3 separate regions of the Homo sapiens genome follow, and all the other regions are linked to region 1. Evidence: chromatin contacts called from ENCODE Hi-C or POLR2A ChIA-PET data. All regions are on one chromosome and are shown on one strand. Each heading gives the region's core, a stretch centred on a gene start or an enhancer-like site at or near the end of the contact. The rest is flanking DNA. Distances are from core to core; before and after follow the strand shown. Region 1 has its middle 11 kb from the start of CRYGS. Region 2 overlaps ST6GAL1 (ST6 beta-galactoside alpha-2,6-sialyltransferase 1). Region 3 overlaps DGKG (diacylglycerol kinase gamma).

What was found. A loop is a pair of places that touch in the nucleus more often than their neighbours do. ChIA-PET counts read pairs that join two places held with the same protein, here RNA polymerase II (POLR2A). Pooled maps may share reads with other maps.
Region 2: a loop to region 1 is called in a pooled map, with 7 times the contacts of the local background. The contact joins two enhancer-like sites. A Hi-C loop is called at or near these places in 1 of 37 single-sample maps with no recorded cell type and 3 of 50 pooled maps.
Region 3: a loop to region 1 is called in a pooled map, with 4 times the contacts of the local background. The contact joins two enhancer-like sites. A Hi-C loop is called at or near these places in 4 of 50 pooled maps. POLR2A ChIA-PET finds 5 or more read pairs at or near these places in 2 of 52 experiments (OCI-LY7 and WTC11).

The regions. Positions count from the first base shown.
Region 1 is chr3:186,531,162-186,536,331 of GRCh38, forward strand. No RefSeq gene overlaps it. Among named protein-coding and RNA genes, the nearest start is that of CRYGS, 11 kb to the right of the region's middle. RefSeq lists a silencer at 1,875-1,934 and an enhancer at 2,901-2,970. Within about 2 kb of position 3,095, at least 2 of the 41 ENCODE cell types and tissues checked have a DNase peak (open chromatin) inside an H3K27ac peak, as active enhancers do.
Region 2 is chr3:186,988,242-186,993,411 of GRCh38, forward strand. All of the region lies in intron 2 of ST6GAL1 (ST6 beta-galactoside alpha-2,6-sialyltransferase 1), which reads left to right. LOC124906314 (a long non-coding RNA gene) reads right to left here. Exons shown (of 3, transcript XR_007096208.1): 1 at 3,399-5,170. Among named protein-coding and RNA genes, the nearest start is that of ST6GAL1, 60 kb to the left of the region's middle. RefSeq lists a silencer at 2,600-2,894. Within about 2 kb of position 2,735, at least 11 of the 41 ENCODE cell types and tissues checked have a DNase peak (open chromatin) inside an H3K27ac peak, as active enhancers do.
Region 3 is chr3:186,182,549-186,187,718 of GRCh38, forward strand. The region is part of intron 22 of DGKG (diacylglycerol kinase gamma); the gene reads right to left. Among named protein-coding and RNA genes, the nearest start is that of ETV5, 76 kb to the left of the region's middle. Within about 2 kb of position 2,788, at least 5 of the 41 ENCODE cell types and tissues checked have a DNase peak (open chromatin) inside an H3K27ac peak, as active enhancers do.

The DNA of each region.
Region 1 (5,170 bases), core at 1,845-4,344:
CATAGGTCAACTTTTAACATCCTATGGATTTTTCTCTCATTTAACACACAACTATTTGATAACAGACATTCTATGAACACTGAATTTTTGTTGAAATTTTGAGTGTACATTTTAAAAACAGTCCCATGGTCATTTAAAAGTGAATATTTTCCCCTAATCTACTGGTTGTGCAAATTTGAAATTTTTCCTGATTAGATTTGCTTAAAAGGAAAGGTGCCTGAAGAGTATGCCCCGAACCTCCATTGTGCTCTGCAGATCTGCCAAATTCATCCTTCCACTATGGCAGGACCCAGACAGAAACCAGAGAAATGGAGGGCAGGAGGGCAAAAGATCAGCAAAACCATGGATAAATACATTTATTATTTTTTTAATCTAACTTTAAGTTCTGGGATACATATGCAGAACATGCAGATTTGTTACATAGGTATACATGTGCCATGGTGGTTTGCTGCACCCATCAACCTGTCATCTAGGTTTTAGGCCTCATATGCATTAGGTATTTATCCTAATGCTCTCCCTCTGCTTGCCCCCCACTCCACGACAGGCCCCAGTGTGTGATGTTCCCCTCCATGTGTTCATGTGTTCTCATTGTTCAACTCCCACTTATGAGTGAGAACAGGTGGTGTTTGGTTTTCTGTTTCTGTGTTAGTTTGCTGAGAATGATGGCTTCCGGCTGCATCCGTGTCCCTGCAAAGGACATGAACTCATTCTTTTTTATGGCTGCATAGTATTCCATGGAGTATATGTGGCACATTTTCTGGATAAATACATTTCTATTTGTCTTCCAGGTGCATACTCATAGACATTCACACTTTCCCCCAACTCTAGCACTCCACTTCCCACTTGTATTTCACTAACATTACTTGAAACCATAGGGTCCACTGAAAGCATGCCTTAAACTTGTGTGAGGAAAATGGCTTTCTTGAAATTGTCACATCACAGAGAAGACTTTTGGCATGAACCCCCATCACACCAACAGGCTGGTCTTAAATATGGGGGTCTAGAAAGTCTGTAATCCACCTGAAAGTCACAGAGCCTTTTCTGTGATTCAATTTATTCATGAGTAAGATGGGAATAATGATAATTATCTCCTGTTTCTCACATAATCATGGTGAGGGTCAAATGAGGTATCGTATGTCAAAGAGCCTTACAAACTCTGAAATAGTATGTGCAAATATGAGCTGCTGCTAAGTGGCTGCAAGACACAGTGAGTGTGGCAGGTAAATGTGACTCCCTCACAACTGCTAGCACCTCTGGCCTTTAGGGAGGCCCCAAAAGCTTATGAGTGGTTCTAATTTATAACTAACTTGCAGGTAACCCTCTTCCCCCTTCTTTCATCCTTTCCTCTCCCCCTGCTCACAGAAACAGTCTAAAGATTCATCTTTCTGTCCTGAGTGCTGGATCCTGGAGTACTAGCCTAGCCAGGGTCACCAGGTTCACTGTGAGCTCAAGCAAACCATCCAGTGTGTACCCAGAAATTGTGGAGGTCAGCACTACAGCCAGGCCCCACCATTGTTCTGGCCCCACGGTTCAATGGACAGGCTAATGTGGCCTGTTCAGGGGGGTGGGGGCATGAACAATAGGAATAAATCTCTGCCTGCTGTGTCCCAGAAGGCAAAGTGCTGGCAGTATTTCCCCTGAAAGCTAATCAATTCCAGAACCACTCAACCAGGGTCCTGAGACTCACAAAGGGGCACACTGGTGCTGGGGAAACAGGACCAAAGTGAAAGGAAATGAGATCATTTAGGTGAGATAAGACCAAGTGGGCAGCACAGGCCTGGCAGAAATAGAGTGAGGAGATTAACTTCCCCTTTCTGTGCAATCAGCTACCCCCCTCAGCTGCACAGAGCTCTCTGGCTCTCCTGTACTCCCTACCACTACCTCCCCTCCCCTCCCCTCCCCAACCTCCTCCCCTCCACTTACTCCCAGAAATGATCTCATAAAATCATTGATTATTAACGCAGAGAGGGGTTGGAGAAACAAACAGCCCTCTAGTTCCCAATCTGTTTACCACAAGGGACTCCTCTTAGGTCTCCTCCTTCCAGAGATTCCATATTTTAAAACAGCTGCCTTTATTCAGGACCTGCTCCTTTGGGTCATTCACCGGGCTAAGGACTTTTCTCTTATTATCTCATCTAACGCTGCAAAGTAGTTATAACTACCTCTATTTTACATATGAGAAATCTAAGACTAAGAGAAGTATGTTTGCCCAAATCCTGCAACTAGAAAGTGGGAGAGGTAGAATTCGACCTAGGTCTGTATTGTCTTTAAGGCCCTGCAGGCTTCCAGCATTTAATAAATAGCTCAGGTGCCCAGCAATTATACTTCTAGGTATATACCCAAGATAAATGAAAATACATCTCCACATAAAAACTTATACACAGTCCGGGCACAGTGGCTCATACCTGTAATCCCAGCACTTTGGGAGGCCAAGGCAGGAGGATTGCTTGAGGCCAGGATTTCAAGGCTGCAGGGTGCCATGATCATGCCACTGCACTCCAGCCTGGGCAAAAGAGTGGGACCCTGTCTCTGTTTAAAAAAAAAAAAAAACAAAATAGCCAAAAGGTGAAAACAGCACAAATGTCTATCTACTGATAAATGGATAAACAAAATGTGGAATTTCCATACAATGGAATATTATTTGGTCACAAAAAGAAATGAAGCAACAACATAGGCCACAATATCTGTGAACCTTGAAAACATTTTGCTAAGTGAAAGCAGCCAGTCACAAAAGACCACGTGTTTTATCATTTCATTGACATAAAAGGTCCAGAATAGGCAAATACATACATACAGAAAATAGACTCGGACATCTACAGAAAGTAGTTCTTCAGGACTGAGGGGCTGGGGAGATAGATAAGGCAGTGATCCCTAAAGGGTACTGGGTTTCTTTTTGAGGTGAGGAATATGTTTTAAAATTGCCTGTGGTCATGATTGCATACAGACAACGGTAAGGATACTAAAAACCACTGTATTGTATGCTTTAAACAGGTGGATTTACGACATGTGAATTACATCTCAATAAAGTTATTTAAAAAGAAATAGCTCATTCTATGATAGACAAGTTACCATGGTTCCGTCTTGAAAGTTGAGAAGCAGAAGTTGCACGGTACAGTGGAAAGAATGAGAGCTTTGGAACCAATGACCTCAGACAAGTTGTTTAGCCTCGTTGAGCCCCAGTTCCTCATCTGTAAACTGGGGTTAGTAAGCCCCAATCTCACTGTTTTTACAGTATATGGGGAAGCCCCAGCCTCTCCTGTTCTAAAATTGCCTGACTTTGAAGTTTGAGGCTTGAAGGAAGAGGTAAAGGTGTGAGGTGTCTGTGGACAGAAAAGTTTCCCTTGCTCTGAAGTCACGCCCATGAGGGATTCTCCTCTCCTGTGTGTGCCAGAAGCTGGTCACCCAAAGCTCAGTGATTAGCTGCCCTCTGTCTCCTGAGGAACCTCAGAGAAGAGAGACAAAAATAAGGGAGACTTGCGTGAACTCTAGGGACAATTCTGCTGGCTGTGGAAATTGCTGGGAGCTAGAACCAAGGGAGCTAGAACCAAGGGAGAAGCTTATGGGAGAGCTAAGAAAAGGCTGAACTCCCGTGATAACAAAAATATGGCTCTTTTTCAAGGTAGTAGGATGGGTTGGACCATTCTGATATATTTCTTCCCAATTATGAGGCATCTGCCAAAAATGCAGAAATGCTTTTCTGAAAACAACTAGGGGGTAGAAACAGGGATTTAAAAAGCTAGACAAGTTAAAACACACACACACACACACACACACACACACACACACACACAAAACTGATAATAGCAGTACTTTACTACTCAGAAACAGTACTAATATGACAACCATGGTGGTAAAGAACTGGTGACCCTCATTATAACATAGATTTCATACTTGCAAATTCACCCACTCCCTCCAATTTCATTGTAATCGCAAAATCACTAATCGTGGTGCTCTTGTGATCATTTATGGATATGAGCAGAGCAGTGAAAAATTTGAGTCATCCAATGAGTATATTCCCAGCTAAGGTCGAACAAATGCTCCCCCTTCTTGTTTCAGCTCCCATACTGTAAACAAGTCTCCTTTCAACCCATTTAGTGTCATGCTTTCCGCATTGCACTGTTCTTCGTTGGTAATTTCACTGTTGAAAACATCCCCAAATGTAGTGCTGAAGGGCTGTCTAGTGTTCCTAAGCATGAGAAGGCTGCGACGTGCCTTACTGAGATACCTGTTAGATCATCTTTCTTCAGGCAGCAGTTAGAGTGCTGCTGGTCCTGAGCTCCATGTTAATGAATCCACAACATATATTCAAGAGTCTTTAAAGAGAAACACATATGAAAAAAGTTTATGCATTGATCAGTTGACAAAAATGTGACCAGAGGCTTACAGGAACTTAACCTAGTATTTTATCTAAGAGCAATAATTCAATATTTGCAATTCAGTGTTTGAGGTATTTTTATGGAGTATAATTACAGAAAATAATGAGAATTAACTGTATATGCTACATATTTTTCACATATTATCTCATTTTAATGCCCACAGATTAGGTGTTATGTTAGTTTCACAGAAAATTGAGGATATACATGTTAGATTATGTGACTTAGAGCTAACATATGGAAGTGGCAGAATTTGAATCCATTTCTGTCTAACTACCCAAAGAGGAAGAGAACTCTTTAGCCCTTTGACTGGAGAGTTGGCTCTTAGGGAAAGGTAGCCAGTCATCCATATCAGGGCTGGGCCACAGGGAGAGCTGAGCTTAGTTAAGAACAGCATAGATCAGAGAAAAAAGATGAAAGAACTGAACATAATCCTCCAGCTGTAGTCTGCACTGGTCAGACTACATACAGCTATGACAGTGGGGAGAGAGAAATGACCATTAGCTCGAAGAGAGGCACCAGGATGGTGAGGAGTCTGGGAGCCCACACATGAGGAGAGAAAGGATGAAAGAAACAGGCATTGCTCAGTGTAGAAATGCCAGCATGGAAGCAAACTGGAGGCATCTTTAAATACCTAAAGAGCTATATCCTATGGATGAAAACTAGGATTGCAGGTTGAAAGCTTCAGGGATCAGATTTTGGCTCAATCTAAAAAACAATTTCTGATATTCAGAGCTGTCCTACAGCCAAGATTGGAAACTGGTGGTCCACAAGCCACATTCAGATGCAGATGTATT
Region 2 (5,170 bases), core at 1,485-3,984, 460 kb after region 1:
TGGTTCAGTTGGTTTACACGTAGGGCTTCTGGAAGTGTCTCTAACGGGTGCTAATTTGTGTTGGTCATGGGGATAATGCTTCCTCAGCTCTAACCTGTGATTTAGATTAACACATAAAGGGCTTGTTGATCACACTGACGGAAAATTTGAAGCTGAGAGGGGTAGAAGCTATTGTATATGCCAGAATCGAGATTCCCTATAAATTTAACAGCTTACAGGAAGGACTGAGTGAGGAAAGACAGGCTGCACCAATATAAATGTAAAGACCTAGCTGTAGGCTCCAAATACCAATGGTTAAGCCAGGCTGTGTGTGTGTTTTGGGGTGGGGGGGTGGTGGTGGGGGCGGGTGGTGGTGGGGTTAAGGATTAGGACTTGTAAGAAAAGTTAGTGAGGTTATCAGTTGCTCACACTCTGTAATCCCAGCACTTTGGGAGGCTGAGGTGGGGGGAATCACTTGAGGTCAGAAGTTCGAGACCAGCCTGGGCAACATAGTGAAATCCCATCTCTACAAAAATTACAAAAATTAGCTGGAGGTGGTGGTGTGTGCCTGTATTCCCAGCTACTAGGGAGGCTAAGGTGGAAGGATGGCTTGAGTCCGAGAGGTGGAGGTTGCAGTGAGCTGAGATCACACCACTGCACTTCAGCCTGGGCGACAGAGCCAGAGCCAGACCCTGTGTCAAAACAAAAAACCAAACCAAACCAAACCAAACAAAACAAAAAAAGGCTAGTGCACCTGATTTCAACTAAGTGAGAATCATTAACATGAAGCTACTAAAAACTAACCAGAAACTTTCAGTATTTGCATCGTAGAGGTGTAGTCATTCCTCTTGTTTTACAGTAATTGGGTCACACCTGGAACTGAGCTTATTGTCATTCTTTTAAGAGTGAGGGGGGCAAATGGAAATAGGCCCAGAGGACAATAAACAGAAAAGTTAGGAGATTCAGAAACCATATTATCTAAAGAATGATTCAAAGACTGAGACTATTTAGCTTGAAAAAGAGAAGGTTTAGAAGAGTGCCATAGTCTTAAAAGGTTGTTTTTTGGAAAAAAGAACAGACGTTTGTTAGAACCAGGAAATGGATACTTAGGGGAATGGGGAAGAGTTCAGTCCAACGTATAAAAACATTTCTTAATTAATATTTTGCTCTCTGCAGACAGGCTGTCTTGAAAGAAGGGTTGTCATTATTACAGATGTGGAAGTAGATGCTGGCTGGCCACTTTTTGTTGCTACTGAGTGGGGGATTTTTATTCATCAGATAGAGGATTGGGCTGATGTCCACTAAGATCTTTTCTAGCTGTGATGGTGTGTTGCTAGACCTCACAGAGCATGAAGCCCTATGCACCATGTTCGAGGGAACCTGGATAACATTGTTGGCAGGCTAGTGGGAGCTGGCAGAAAGCTTGAGCTTTGGATGCAAAGCTAATGATTAAAAGCTTTGTGTATTTGACTTGCTGTCAGCATAGAGAACATATCAATTTGAGTTTATGTAAGATAATTAGTATTCCAAGGTGCCCACCAGGTAGCATTTACTATTTGAAAAATAGCAGAATAACTGAGGGCATTTGATTTTGCATGTCTTCTCCCAAGGGATCTCAGGGACCCTGTGGACCTCCTGGATGTCCTTCCAGCACTGCTCCAGCAAGGTCCCGGTCAACACTCTTACTTCACAGGAACCCTTCCTTATCCACCCTTATCTGTAGGGGCAGTCTTTCCTCTGGGTGCTGTAGCCACAAGCTTTGGAGTTAGATGAGTTGGTTTGAATCCTAGCTCTGTACCAGCTCCATGACCTTGGGCAAGTGGCTTAGTTCTTGACTGCGTCTTGCTCTGTCGCCCTGGCTGGAGTGCAGTGGTGCGATCTTAGCTCACTGCAACCTGTGCTTCCCAGGTTCAAGCGATTCTCCTGCCTTGGCCTCCCCAGTGGCTGGGATTACAGGCACATTCCACCATGCCTGGCTAATTTTTGTATTTTCAGTAGAGACAGGGTTTCACCATATTGGCCAGGCTGGTCTCGAACTCCTGACCTCAAGTGATCTGCCCGCCTTGGCCTCCCAAATTGCTGGGATTACAGGTGTGAGCCACCAAGCTTGGCCTAAAGCTTCTCATCTCTATCTATTGAATGCAGGTGACTCATTTCCACCTGCCAGATTCTTAATGATCATTAGAGCGAGAGAAACTGCCCAGCAGCACAGCACTAGCATGTGTTCATGTTCAGTCCATGGTGTTAATATTTGTGATGATAGGCATAGACTATTGATAGACTTGATGACTATATTCAGTCATCTGTGGGTAGCTACTTGGTGTGAAGAATTCCTTGGCTGGGGCTGAGGAGAGTTCTCTACCTCACCTCAACCCCAGCCGCCTTCTCCCATCCCTCCCTCTTAGACCAATCCCTTCCTACAGGATGTTCTTTTTTTTTTTTTTTTTGATTTCCTCTAAAAAATTTCAATAAAGAAAATAAAGCAGGAGGTAGAAAGCAGGAGAATCGCTTGAACCCGGGAGGCAGAGGTTGCAGTGAGCCGAGATCGTACCATTGCGCTCCGGCCTGGTCAACAAGAGCAAAACTTCATCTCAAAAAAGAAAAAAAAAAAGGATATAAACCAGCTTCTGGCATTACCCAGGAGCAGCTGACCTAGATGCTTGTTCCAGTAAGTTCTCCTCACTCCCTCTCATGCTTGTCCGCCTCCCCACCTCCTCCACCCCTGCTTCCAGGCTGTCTGCAGACCGCTGGGCCGGGTTTCACAGTATTGGCGTGAATCAGCTTGCCAGGCTTCTACCCTTTGTGCTTGGTGGTAGCTAACTGACTTTTTTCTTTTTCTCATGTGGTCAGGATTTTTCCACTGAAGCATTTCTTTTATGATGTGGGAGAGACAGATAGCACCTGGCTAGTTGCCTTCTTTTGGACTTGCTGTGATTTGACTTTTCAGCCAGGCCAGGTATTTATTTTCCCTTGGGTGGAGTGTGGTTCTCCCAGAGATGCCTCATTCATGATTCATTTGTTCAGGGCATACAAAAGGCATTTCTTAGGACCTAACCTGGGCCTAGCGGTGTGGTAGGTGCCTGGGCTTCAGAGAAGGCTAGGATGGTTGCTAATTCTCTGAAAGGTCATGCCCTAATAGAGGAAACGGACATAGAAACTGTGAGGGGCGCTGTCTTGGGGTCTGTACAGGGTGCTGTGGGAGCACAGGGAAGGGTTCCTAACTCACACTGGGGATCAGGGAGGCTTTGGCTCCTGATACTAAATGACCTCTTATTTGATACACTTTTTATGTCAGACTTGCTGGTTCTTTCCACACATTGAGTCAAAGGGTGTCTCTGGTTCCTCCCTGGATGGACTGATACAGGCCATTTCACTCACTCTCCCAAGGGTTTATCTCCTCTGGCCTCTCCGAGTCTCACCTGGAGGTGTGTGTTCCTGTGGCGTGGGTTCCTTGGGAGCGTGGGTGATTCACCGGCTGGCCTCATCCCATACTGATCCTCTGGGGTGATCCCTATTCACCTTGTCTCCTTTGCTGTCATAACTCCACTGCTGGGGGCAGAGGTGGAGATGTTGAGCTTGTGGGCAGGAATAAGTTCCACTGAGCCACAGAGCTTGACTCTGCTCACCTTCCCACAATAGAACTCAGAGTTGGAATCCTTTCCCCAGCCACCTCCCCTCCCATCTGAGGACAGAGGGTAACCTGCCCGTCATCTCTGGGGTTATCTCCAATTTTCAGTCTCCCTCATCTCCAGCTGACCTCCCATATGGCCAAATCGATCCTGAGGTTGGGAATCCAGTTCTTCAAACTGAGCCCTTCAGACTCTGCTGTGGTACGTGAAAACAGTTTCAGTATCCCGCCATAAATACCTTCCAAAATTCTAAATGTAGTACATGACCATTGATATGGTTTGGCTGTGTCCCACCCAGAATCTCATCTTGAATTGTAATCCCCATATGTCAAGGGAGAGACCAGGTGGAGGGAATTGAATCATGGGGGCTGTTTCCCCCATGCTGTTCTCATGATAGTGAGTGAGTTCTCACAAGATCTGATGGTATTTTAAGTGTTTGGTACTTCCTCCTGCTGCCTTGTGAGGAAGGTGCCTTGCTTCCCCTTTGCCTTGCACCATGATTGTAAGTTTCCTGAGGCCTCCCAAGCCATGTGGAACTGCAAGTCAATTAAAACTCTTTCCTTTATAAATTACCCAGTCTCCGGCAGTTCTCACACAGAAGTGTGAGAATGGACTAATACAATCATGACCTTAAAAAATAAATAAATAAATAAATAAAACATGGCCGGGCGCGGTGGCTCCCGCCTGTAATCCCAGCACTTTGGGAGGCCAAGGCGGGTGGATCATCTGAGGTCAGGAGTTCAAGACCAGCCTGGCCAACATGGTGAAACCCCGTCTCTACTAAAAATACAAAAAAAATTAGCTGCATGTGGTGGCGGGCACCCATAATCTCAGCTACTCGGAGGCTGAGGCAGGAGAATCGCTTGAACCTGGGAGGCAGAGGTTGCAGTGAGCTGAGATCTCACCACTGTACGCTAGCTTGGGCAACAGAGTGAGACTCTGTCTCAAAAACAACAACAACAAATATTTGAGGCCTACTTTTTTGAGAACAGAAAAGCAAATTAGACGTGGTCCTTGCCCCTAAGGTGCTCACAGTCCACTATCTATCTAGGTCAGATATTTTCCACTGCTGGTCAGTGTTTATGAGGCAAACTGTTTACTAACTTGCCTAACACTGCCTGTCCCGTGCAGTTCTTCCTGGATTGACGGCAGCTAGATCCTGTGACAGAGGACAGCTGTTCCCCGCTCCCTCCCATCACTCCCCTCCTCTGTCTCCTGGCCATAGCTGTGGGCTGCAACTCTGACTTGAGTGTTTGTGTCCCTAGTGCGTTTAGCTTCGGGTGGGGGCTGCCTTTGCAGGTACTCGATAAACACCTGCATGGGGAGTTGAAATAACAAGTTCTTAAAGGAATCTAATTCGAGGGCACACTGCTGGTGGGCCCTGTTTGGTGGCCCTTGGGCTGAGCACATGCTTTGATAGTTCACTCTCAGAAACATCCAGTCTGGTTCTTAAGTGGCCAGAATGACCCGATGGAGTTAAGATTTCCCGTTTTTGGCATAGGGTCACCTGTACGTCTTTCATTCTAAACAAAAAAGTCAAGCATGTCTTGTCCTGTTCTCTC
Region 3 (5,170 bases), core at 1,538-4,037, 350 kb before region 1:
CCTACTCTACCCTCTCTCAATTGCAAGTCCTCTAAGCTATATTTGAATTACCTATTTGAAAATGGCCAGCACATCTTACTTATCAAATGAGTTTATAATAGCTCCATGAAATTAAATTCTCAGCCTCACAAATACTCACATGTAACTCTAAGATTTTTTTTTTTCTAAAGATTTTTCACTAAGTACCTGTTCCTGTCCTACTCCAGAATCTACTGCCCACTGGCAAACTGGAGGCAAGATTCTTTCCCCTCTCTCCCCTCTTCCAACAAACGTTTCTGTAGAACACATGTGAGCCAGGCAGGGTGGGAGGCTTTGAAGGGGACACAAAGATAAAGAACATGTGATCCTCATTTTCCAGGTAATGGCAGGGAAAACATATGATGAGAACACACATGCCCGTGACACAGGCAGACTTCTGATCAGTGTACTGATGAGATAGAAGGCAAAATTAAGTGCTCAGGGAATTCACAGGCTGGGCTCGCTTCCAGCAGCCATTAGGTAGGCCTTGCAGAGGGAGCAGAATTTCAACAAGGAGTTGTGGAGCCTTTCCTCGGACTGGGTCTAAATACTTCCTATTTCCTGAGTGCGTGGCTGATGCAAGACACACAGTAGACTCCCTAACGCATTTTCTAAACACTAGCCACTTGGGCTAGGCTAGGAGTCATGGGCTTGAATCTTGGTTCTGATGCCACCACTGGACGTAAATTATATAAATCCTACCCTTTCTCTGGGCCTTGATTTTCCTCAACTATGAAATAGGGATATGGAGGAGGCTGGGTATAACCTTGCTCATGGGTTTCGGGTTAGGATTACACTAAGTTAATACATGCAAAATTATTTGCAAGCCAAAATGAAATAGAAATACAAGAGACTGTTTCTCACTATTCTTATTGTTGTTACAAAAACTAAAAAATAGCAAATTCCATATGCTTCTCATGTAGCTAAGAACCTTTCTTGGGGGGGGGCGGGGTAACTACTTGAGGCCAGGCACTGGGGATACAAAGATTAATAACAACCAGCCTCCATCCTTGGAATCTGAAAGGTCTAGGAAAGGAGATAGTAGGTACAATTGGTAATATAAGTTTAATGTGCTACGACAAAGGCTGGGCTAGAGTTTGGCAGGAGCTCTAGTCTTTCTTTTTTTTTCTTTCTTTCTTTCTTTTTTTTTTTCTTGAGATGAAGTTTCGCTCTTGTTGCCCAGGCTGGAGTGCAGTGGTGCAATCTCAGCTCACTGCAACCTCCGCCTTCCAGGTTCAAGCGATTGTCCTGCCTCAGCCTCCTGAGTAGCTGGGATTACTGGCATGCGCCACCACACCCGGCTAATTTTGTATTTTTAGTAGAGATGGGGTTTCTCCATGTTGGTCAGGCTGGTCTCGAACTCCCAACTTCAGGTGATCCACCTGCCTCGGCTTCCCAAAGTGCTGGGATTACAGGCGTGAGCCACCATGCCCGGCTGAGCTCTGCTCTTTCTTAGTGGTAGTGCAGGTGGATAGTAATGCTTAGGACAAGAACTTCAAATGTGAATCAACTGGCATTCTCCAACACAAAATAGAATTATAGGCGTAGGGACTTTTTTTTTTTTTAGGTTTGAGCTTATTATACTATGTTCCAGGCACTTTCACATCCATCATCTTCCTAATAAGCCATGTATTATTATGCCAGTTTTACAGATGAGGAAGCTGAGACTTAGGGTGGTTGGGTAATTTCCCAAGATCTATAAAACTAGAAGCATAAAGGCAAAATTTAAACCCAGATTATCTAACTGTAAGCATGGGGCTTTTCCCAATACCCCTTATTGCTTTCTTATCAGCCAATGTTTCTATAGAACCCATTCCATGCTAATCTTGAATGACCTTCTTACTCGGATTGTTTTTCCCAGGAGAAAGACTAATCTTTGATGGAGTGCAGTGGTGTGATCTCAGCTCACTGCAACCTCCGCCCCTTGGGTTCAAGCAATTCTCCTGCCTCAGCCTCCCTTGTAGCTGGGATTACAGGCATGTGCTACCATGCCTGGCTAATTTTTGTATTTTTAGTAGAGATGGGGTTTCATCATTTTGGCCAGGCTGGTCTCAAACTCCTGACCTCAAGTGATTCGCCTGCCTCGGCCTCCCAAAGTGCTGGGATTACAGGTGTGAGCCACTGCGCCCGGCCTGATGAGAGATTTGAGAGCAACCCCTCCCATCATCATTTCCTCTTCCATTTCCTATGATAAGCTCATTCCCTCCTACTGTGTCCTGATTTCTCCCTCTCCTCCAACTCCAATGAAACTGCCAAGGAGTTAAGAATCGCAACACATGAAGAGGCTGCAGAGAGAGCTCTCTGCCTCCTCAGCCAGTAGCCTATAAATCCCGGGACAAAATACACTGAGAGAAGGTAGAAATTTGAATATAATTCTGTCCAAGAAAGAGTCCACATAGACCAAAATCTGACTATGCCTTAATTTTGCGGAACTGTAAGGAATCTTAAAATATAATTGTCAGACTTGCTTATTTTACAGATACAGAAAACTGAGACCCAAGAAGGGGAAAGGACTTGCCTCAAGTCACACACTAGCGACAGGCAGAGTCTGGACTGGAACTCCAGTCTTCTGACTCCCAGGCGAATGCTTTTTCACTAAAATACGTTGCCTCTTTAGCTTTTCCCATTAACAACTCAACTTACATGAGATCATAGCCCTTTCAAGAAGAAAGCTCAGTGCTGGCATCTCTGCAAAGCCCAGAAGTCAGTGCCCCACTCTGATCAGCTGATGTCCTCATCTAAAGAACAGGAAGTGGTTTCACTTCTAGCTCTGAAAGCACATTGTAGGGGTGAGAAAGGGGGATTTGGGGAAGAGAGTTCCTGTACATGATAGTCAAAAGCAATCAGCAGACACTTTGGTCTTGCTTGAAGAAGGGGAAGATGTAAGGTCAGACATGTAAGAGGAAGATGAAGGTTGTCCTTGATCAGCACATGATCTCATCAAGAGCTTCCCCCAGCCCTAGGGTGGTGGAGAGTCGAAGTGGGGAGCAGGGAGGGTGGTGGTGGGGATTCAGCTCTGCTCATTCCCTTCTCTGCTCTGAGGGAGCTAGATACCAGAGCGGGGGTTGAGATAGGAGCACCAGGGTAGGAAAATTTGCAGGAACTTGATACAACCTTCAATGCTTCCCCTACCCTCTGTTAGCACCCACAACTTCCCCTGCCAAGGGAGGAAGGAGGAACACATTATTCAGCTTTATACACTGAAAAGTTTACTGTGTGAAATAAAGGGGACTTAAGGGGTCAACAGAGGCCGGGCATGGTTCTTCACACCTGTAATCCCAGCACTTTGGGAGGCTGAGGCGGGTGGATCACCTGAGGGCAGGAGTTTGAGACCAGCCTGGTCAACATGGAGAAACCCCATCTCTATTAAAAATAGAAAAAAGTAGCCGGGCGTGATGGTGCACGCCTGTAATCCCAGCTACTCGGGAGGCTGAGGCATGAGAATCACTTGAACCTGGGAGGAGGAGGTTGCAGTGAGCCAACATGTGCCACTGCACTCTAGCCTGGGTGACAGAGTGAGACTCTGCCTCAAAAAAAAAAAAAAAAAAAAAGAGGTCAACAATTCCTGAATCCTCTCTTAAAGGACAGAGGTGTGGAGATGATGTTTCCTGATGACCTGGCCTGGAATATAACAATCTGATTGTCAAATAGACGGGTGTGAAACAAGAGAATAACTTCCCCAACCCCCGCCTTGATGTCAGCGGAGTTTTGTTTTCTTCTAGTGGTGGGATCACATCCCACCTTAGCACTAACAGCCTGGAACATCAAAGCACACAGACGCAGAGCCATGGAATGCCAGGCATGGGAGAGACTGAGGGCATTTGCCTGTAGCAATGGTGTTCAAACCTGGCAGCCCATCAGAGTCATCTGGGGAGCTCATTAAAATTGAGATTCCCAGGAACCAGCACAGAGATTGATTAGGTAGATCTAGGCTGGGGTCCACAAATCTTCATTTTCAACAAGCAGCTGGTTTAAGAACCAAGGTTCTGGTTCAACCCCATCCATCCACCTATCAAAACTTTGATACAAGATATTGTTTTTACAGTAAAGAAAACTGGGGTGCCAAAAATAGGTTAGTAGCAGGTCTTGGACTAGAATTTTGTCTCCTGCCTGCTGGTATGGTGTTTCTGCCAGCGCTTTTACACCTGGCTTTCTCCTCCAGCTCACCTGTCCATTGAGGACCTGTGAGGACCCGTGAGCCCACAGGGGAATCAGCTGCCAGGAGCTTTGATTGAATCTCTCCATTTGGATCACTGGTGGAAAATGGCTACTTTTGGGGCTGGGGTAGAGGTGGTTTTAAGGACATTCTCAGAAAGCTGTGTTTGTATTCTGGTGAGTTAAAAGTGGAAGGCCCAGCTGGTGGCCTCTAAAGCATACTACCCAGTTGTTCCAGACAGAAAGAATAGTTGGTTCATGGGAGCAGCCTGCTGTGTTGGAGGAACCAGAGTGGAGGAGGCAGAGTGAGCGATGGAGAGAGTGGCAGAAGAGGAGGTCTGGGAGGTAATGAGAGGCCAAAACATACGGGGCCCTCTAGGCCACGTGATCTTTGGCTTTTTCTCCAAGCCACTGCAGGATTTTGAGAAGAGGAGTGTCATAACCTGACTGCTCTGATGTGGTGGTGAGAACAGGCTACCTAGGGCAGTGAGATAGAAGCAAGGAACCCAGTGAGGAAGCTTTGCAGTAATCCAGGGGACAGAGGATGGTGGCTCAGATCAAGATGGCAGGAATGCAGGTGGTGAGACGTGGTTGAATCCTGGATGTTTTTTAAAAGTAGCTAACAGATTTTCTGATGGACTGGCTGTGAGCCGTGAGATAAAAAGGGGAGTCAAGGATGATGCCAAGCGTTTTGGCTCTTGTGATGGGAAGGCTGGAGTTACCAATGGAGAGAAATAAGGCTGTGAGTGGAGAAGGTTTGGGGGAGGGACAGCAGAGCTCTGCATTGGACATACCAAGTTTGAGGTGTCTGCTAAACACATAAGGGAAGTATGACACAGGCTGCTGGACATAGGAGCCTGGAGCTCAGGGAAAGCTGGAGACAGGCTGGAGGCATCATGAGTAAGCACATGGTATTTAAATAAAGTCTTATGACTGGATGGGGTGATCAAGGGCTTAAGTACAGACAGTGAAGAGAAGAGGGTCAAGGACCCTGCCT